Linked DNA regions of Homo sapiens: region 1 is linked to region 2. Evidence: chromatin contacts called from ENCODE Hi-C or POLR2A ChIA-PET data. All regions are on one chromosome and are shown on one strand. Each heading gives the region's core, a stretch centred on a gene start or an enhancer-like site at or near the end of the contact. The rest is flanking DNA. Distances are from core to core; before and after follow the strand shown.

The links. A loop is a pair of places that touch in the nucleus more often than their neighbours do. ChIA-PET counts read pairs that join two places held with the same protein, here RNA polymerase II (POLR2A). Pooled maps may share reads with other maps.
Region 1: a loop to region 2 is called in a map of CD4-positive, alpha-beta memory T cell, with 29 times the contacts of the local background. The contact joins the enhancer-like site here to the promoter of INO80C in region 2. A Hi-C loop is called at or near these places in 2 of 168 maps with a recorded cell type or tissue (CD4-positive, alpha-beta memory T cell and naive thymus-derived CD4-positive, alpha-beta T cell) and 6 of 50 pooled maps. POLR2A ChIA-PET finds 5 or more read pairs at or near these places in 1 of 52 experiments (CD4-positive, alpha-beta T cell).

Annotation. Positions count from the first base shown.
Region 1 is chr18:38,939,509-38,942,561 of GRCh38, reverse strand. No RefSeq gene overlaps it. Among named protein-coding and RNA genes, the nearest start is that of MIR924, 680 kb to the left of the region's middle. RefSeq lists enhancers at 1,074-1,263, 1,314-1,723, 974-2,173. Within about 2 kb of position 1,566, at least 8 of the 41 ENCODE cell types and tissues checked have a DNase peak (open chromatin) inside an H3K27ac peak, as active enhancers do; they include CD4-positive, alpha-beta T cell, where a contact is called at or near this core.
Region 2 is chr18:35,496,407-35,499,244 of GRCh38, reverse strand. It overlaps INO80C (INO80 complex subunit C), which reads left to right and starts at 1,285. Exons shown (of 5, transcript NM_194281.4): 1 at 1,285-1,526. The coding sequence starts at 1,371. RefSeq lists enhancers at 1,108-1,377, 1,728-1,847, 2,118-2,267.

The DNA of each region.
Region 1 (3,053 bases), core at 317-2,816, 3.4 Mb before region 2:
GTTGCAGTGAGCTGAGAGCACGCCATTGCGCTCCAGTCAGGGCAACAAGAGCGAAACTCTGTCTCAAAACAAAGAAACAAACAATTCATGAATCAGGCAACACTCAAAATTGCAAAAGGTTCAGAGAGCTTTGTTCCAGCAAGTTTTCACAGGCTGAACGCAGAAGTAAAGTAATTCCTGGCTGGCTGTAGCTAGGCATTTGTCTTATTTGGGTCTGGTCTGGTCTGATCAAAAGCTCCTAATTTTATAACCAATTGGCTGTTTGAATGTTTGTTATTGGTGGAAGCTCTTTTGTTTTGTTTTGAAGTTCTTTTGTTTTATTTCTGTAAGTCAATTACAGGAAATGACTCCAAGTTAAGTTTCAGTTTGCTTAACTAAGAGCTTCTGGTACAAACTATCTCTGTCTAATGGCCCCTTATTTGCTTTAAAAGAATGATGTTACATGTTACAAAAGGATCCACCAGGAGCCTTTCTGTTATAATCACGTGCATTGGGGTTGATTGAAGAAGTCCAAGAAAAGAATGCCTAAGAAGACAAATCTTTTGTGAACTTCACTTACACAAGGTTAACAAAATGCAGACCCTTTTCCACTATATTAGCAGTTTGCCTCCCTCACCCCTGCTGAGTCCTAGCAAAATGACACAATGATTGAGATTATTGCCAAGCCAAAGCGTGAGCTGTGAAGGAAAATCTCCAGCCTCTGCCTAGAAATGAAGCACAGTTCGAATGTCCTTCTCTAACTCTAAACTGCAGCTAATTGCACTGTAGAGCAGTGGCTTTCAGCGCACAGTCCCAGGACAGGCAGCATCACTGTCAGTTGCGTCACCTGAATACATCACCTGAAATTCTCAGACCCTAACCCCAAACTACTGAATCAGAATCTCTAGGGTTGGGCCCAACAACTTGAGCTTTAACAATCTCCCCTAGAAGATTCTGAGATGAGAAGTCTTCCTATTGAAGGTTTTTCTCAATTGAAGGATTCATGGTCTCACGGGCTTCAAGGAATGAAGCCCTGGACCACAGCGGCTAATGTTATAGCTCGATTAGAGAAACGCGCAGACCCAAAGAGTGTGCTGCGGCAAGATTTATTAAAGCGAAAGTGAAAGTAAAGCAAAAGCGAAAGTAAAGCAAAAGCGGAAGTAAAGCAAAAGCGAAAGTAAAGCAAAAGAGAAAGTAAAGCTTCCATGGGGATCCGGAATGGCTGCCGTTTCTGGCTTGGGTGTCTTAGGCTTATGTCCCCTTATGACTCCTCCCCTTTTCCTTTTCCTGTCCTGTAGGATTAGCTTATTTTCTATCCGCTTGTGGGTTGGTGGGCCTGCTTGGTTAAAAACATCAGGCTGCAGCTAGAGCTTAAACTCCCTATATGATTGGTTGAAGTTTCAATGCCTTAGTTTGCAGCTGTGACTCATTTTGGCTTAGAAGAAAGTCCCCTTTGATTGCTTGAAATTTCAATCCCTTAGCTTGCAGCTATGACTCATTTTGGTTTAGGGGAAAGTCCCCTTTCATTGGTTGAAGTTTTAATCCCTTCGCTTGCAGCTATGACTCATTTTGGCTTAGGGGAAAGTCCCTGTTGATTGGGTGAAGTTTCAATCCCGTACCTTGCAGCTATGACTCATTTTGGCTTAGGGGAAAGTCCCCCTGGGGAAGTCCCTGTTGACCCAGGAAGTCCAGCCAACTTAGCCACTTAGTCCCTCAATTCTGATATATGTCAAAGGTTGATCCTACTTTTCTAGACTCTAGAATCTAGAATATTGTTATTTTTTCAACAAGGTCCTGAAATACAAGTCAACTAAAGAAATTTGAATATTAGCAAGAAAAGAGCAGGATTAAATGGATGTTCTAAACTTGTTGAATGAGTGTGCTTCTTATCACACAGGGCATCTGCAAAAGTTTGTTCTCTTTGCTGATTTAAGAAAATCATTCAAATAATTCTGAATTTCATCACTTCTGTTTGCACACATTTGGCTTTACTGCACACCAGTAGCTCAGATTTTCCAGGATGGGAAGATGAAAGATTGGAGACTTAGCCTCAAGAAACTCTTAGTTTGATGTTGAGAGGCAGATGCTGAAGAGAGGAGGCAAAAGACCTAGACAATAATAATTAAATTACAGCAAAATGCCAGCAATAATGGAAATGCCATTAAGGGAGGAGGTGAGAAAAATAAAGTGGCTAATCCTGTTGAGAAGCAGTTCACAGAGGCTTCTCAGAAGAGTTGGCACCTGGTCAGTAAAGAATAATAAGTAGAAGTAAAGTCAACAACATTGGGGGTGGGGGGTGGGGGTTCATTTCAGAAACACGGTAGGCAAAGGAATAAAATTTTAAAACTGGCATTTGAGAGGTAGAGGAAGTAATGTTTCCAGAGAGGAGGCCACAGACTTTTATGGGCTCAAATAACAAAGGCTTTTCCCACCACGCTTATAAGGTTATGCTGAACATGGTAAAAATGCTTCCTTCCTGGACAGGATACTCTGCTGTTCTTATTCCCCTCCTGGGCATATGTCCTAACTAATTTATTCAACACTACCCTTATTGGAGGTTAGTTGTGCATTGAAAGGTGACAGGTTGTTGACCCTGAGGATCCTTAGCAATTAGCAGAAACTCAGTAATCTCAATTCCTCTTGAGTGTCTCTTGATTTCACAGACCAGGAAAGGGCTGAACTCTATTTTCTATATTTCCATAAATGCTTTCTACAGGGCTCTCTTCCAGGTGGTATTGTGGATGGAGTCTGAAGGAGAAGACAAGTTCCAGATAAACCTGACCTTACCTTTTTAGAAAGAGATGGGTGAAAAGAGATGGGGGCACAGAGGTGACTATCCAGACCAGCCCTATGCACTAATAAAAAAATTTTCAAGTAGCTCGGTTTATTCTTCTCTTATTGTTCTTGTAGGGAAGGCATTTAAAATTTTATCTTTGCCATTATCTCACATCTTAACCTTCAGGAAAGGTAACAAGAGTTTTTCACAAATTTGATTCCTTTGAACTACCAAGGCAGACAAAAAAGTAATGATGTGAAATACATATGGTGTCAATGAGAATTGATGGAATATAAAT
Region 2 (2,838 bases), core at 36-2,535:
TGCAAGTTTCCCTAACTGCTCCTTCTCTCTCACCTCTAAGTCATTGTGCAGCCTGTTTATTTCAAATATCAAGACTCATATACATCAACTTCCTGTATTCAAACATAGTAGCTTCCACCAATCACTGCAGGGAGTTAGTTCATTCGTTAAATACATCATTAAAAATACTTATAATGCACCAATGACTTGCAAGGTACTGTGATTGGGGGGACTGATAAGTTAACAAGACATAACTGACCCTTCCCTCATACAGATTACATTCTAGCAGGAGCCAAAAAAGACATTAACCATCCGATTATAAATCATTTAGTTATATGATGTCGCAAAGGTTCTGTAAAAATATAGGGTAGAATGAGGCAAAGAACAAGGCGGGTAGGGGGACTCAGGTTCCTAAATAGGTTTTAGTAGATCTGTGACCTCCCTGAAATCTGTAAAATTTTGTCTGTGTCTGTATACATTTAATGGGGTGGTGGGGAGGTGGGGGTGTGCGGCAGGGATAGGAAGCACAGATTCCATGCTCAAGAGTCTGTGAATCCTAAGAGATTAAGAACCGGCCGGGCGTGGTGGCTTACGCCTGTAATCCCAGCACTTAGGGAGGCCGAGGCGGGCAGATCACCTGAGGTCGGGAGCTCGAGACCAGCCTGACCAACATGGAGAAACCCCGTCTCTACTAAAAATACAAAATTAGCCGGGCATGGTGGCACATGCCTGTGATCCCAGCTACTCGGGAGGCTGAGGCAGGAGAATCGCTTGAACCCGGGAGGCGGAGTTTGCAGTGAGCCGAGATCGCGCCATTGCACTCCAGCCTGGACAACAAGAGCGAAACTCCGTCTCAAATAAAAGAAAAAAAAAAAGGGAGAGATTAAGAACCACTCTACCCTTCATGTCCATTTGGGCGCTATTTATATACAAACCTTTTCCGCGTGGGAAGGCAGGGAGGGATAGAGGGAGAAGCCAGTAGCTTGGCGGTCTACTGAGAACGACCCCAGCTTTAGGCTTACAGACATCAAAAGTAATCACTCTTCTATATGAGAAAAGACAACACGCTCATTAATTTTTTAAAACGTAGTTACTTAAAAAGATTGGGAGATTTTCTATTCCTCTATCAATGGGGATTTCCAGGCACGTGCCCCACCCAAGGCCCACGCCCAGAGCGCCCGAGTGGCAGGACAACGCCCGCTGACATCTTCCCGTCCCGACGGCACAGGCTACTCCGAGCTCCGCCTTTTAGATTGCACCGAGAGAAGCCAGCTACAGCTTGGAGTCCAGGCCGGGTTTTCAAGCATCAAGACGGAAGTAACAGCGGAAAGGAAGTTCCAAGGCCCGCGCTGGGAAAAAGGTGGGGGGACCAGGGGAAGACTCGGAGTGCGATGGCGGCGCAAATTCCAATTGTGGCCACCACTTCCACTCCCGGAATAGTCCGGAACAGCAAGAAGAGGCCGGCCAGCCCTTCCCACAATGGCAGCAGCGGCGGGGGCTATGGCGCCAGTAAGAAGAAAAAAGCGTCCGCTTCCAGCTTTGCGCAGGTACGCAGTCGCGCTCCCAGGCTGCGCGTGCGCGTCGCGAAACGGGACTTGGCGGGGCGGAGCCGAGCCAGGGCGCGTGCGTAATGTGGGGCGCTGCGCGTGCGGTCTCCGTTGGGGTTGAAAGACGCTGCCCCGCGGAGTGAATGACTACTCTTTCCCTTCGTTTGGACACATGGGCTTACAACGCCTTGTGTTGTAAGGAGAGAAGAAGAAGTAGGGAGGTTATTACTGACTTAGTATTAATAGAAGGACTGCCTCTTCCCCTCGAGGTCGCCTTTAGCATGAGGTTCAGGACTAATGAGTGTCAGTCATTCAGAAATTTGCGTGTCTTCCCCTCGTCCATTCTGCAGACATCTACCCAGTGTCTTTGAGGCGCATAGCGCTGTAATGTCCTGCATGGATGAATACAAGATGTATTGATAAGTATGCTTTCTCTCATCCTGAGAAAAGTGCTTTTTTGACCCTGGGTTTCCCAATCCAAAGGCAGGTTTGGTCTTAACTCATGGGCTTGTTAAGGTTATGAAGTAATGAGTGTAAAGGCACTGAGCTCAGCGCCTGGCTCAGACGTCAGGGCCTCTGAACAATCTAGGTTCCGTAATTCCAGCAATGAATTTTCAGCAGGGAGTGGCTTGATTAGTGTTTTCTCTGGCTCCTGCATTTTATTCAAAGCAAAAAAGCAGAGATAGAGTGTGTTACTTTGTGCTCCTCAGCATATGGTGTGACACCACCGTTCACCCAGTCAGTCAGTGGCTGTTCTAGAAATCTTGTTCCTTCTTCTGTAGGTGATTGGTAGTGCTTTTTATTTTAACCTTTTAATATTAAATACTTTGCTATAGTAAGATTTACACAGAGTACAATGCACAAATTTTCAAGAATACTGGCTGAACCACAGATCTTCAAGAATCCTGTCTCACGCCTGTATCCCAGCACTTTGAGAGGCCAAGGTGAGAGGATTGCTTGAGGACAGGAGTTCGAGACCTGCTCCCCAACCCCCATCCAAATTTACAAATAGCTGGGCGTGATGGTGCACGCCTTTAGTCCCAACTACAAGAGCATCACTTAAGCCCAAGATTTCAAGGTTACAGCGAGCTATGATCGTGCCATTGCAGTCCAGCTTGGGCAACAGAGTGAGCCTATCGCAAACAAAACAAAACAAAACAAAACTACAGATCCAGTGCCCTTTTACATTTGTATACACCTATGGCCACTGCCTGGATCAAGATAGCATTTCTAAGAGCAGGTGACATTTTCCTGTCAGTACTGTCTTTCCTTCCTAACAGTTACCCACTGTTCAGCCACCCTTCACAATAGA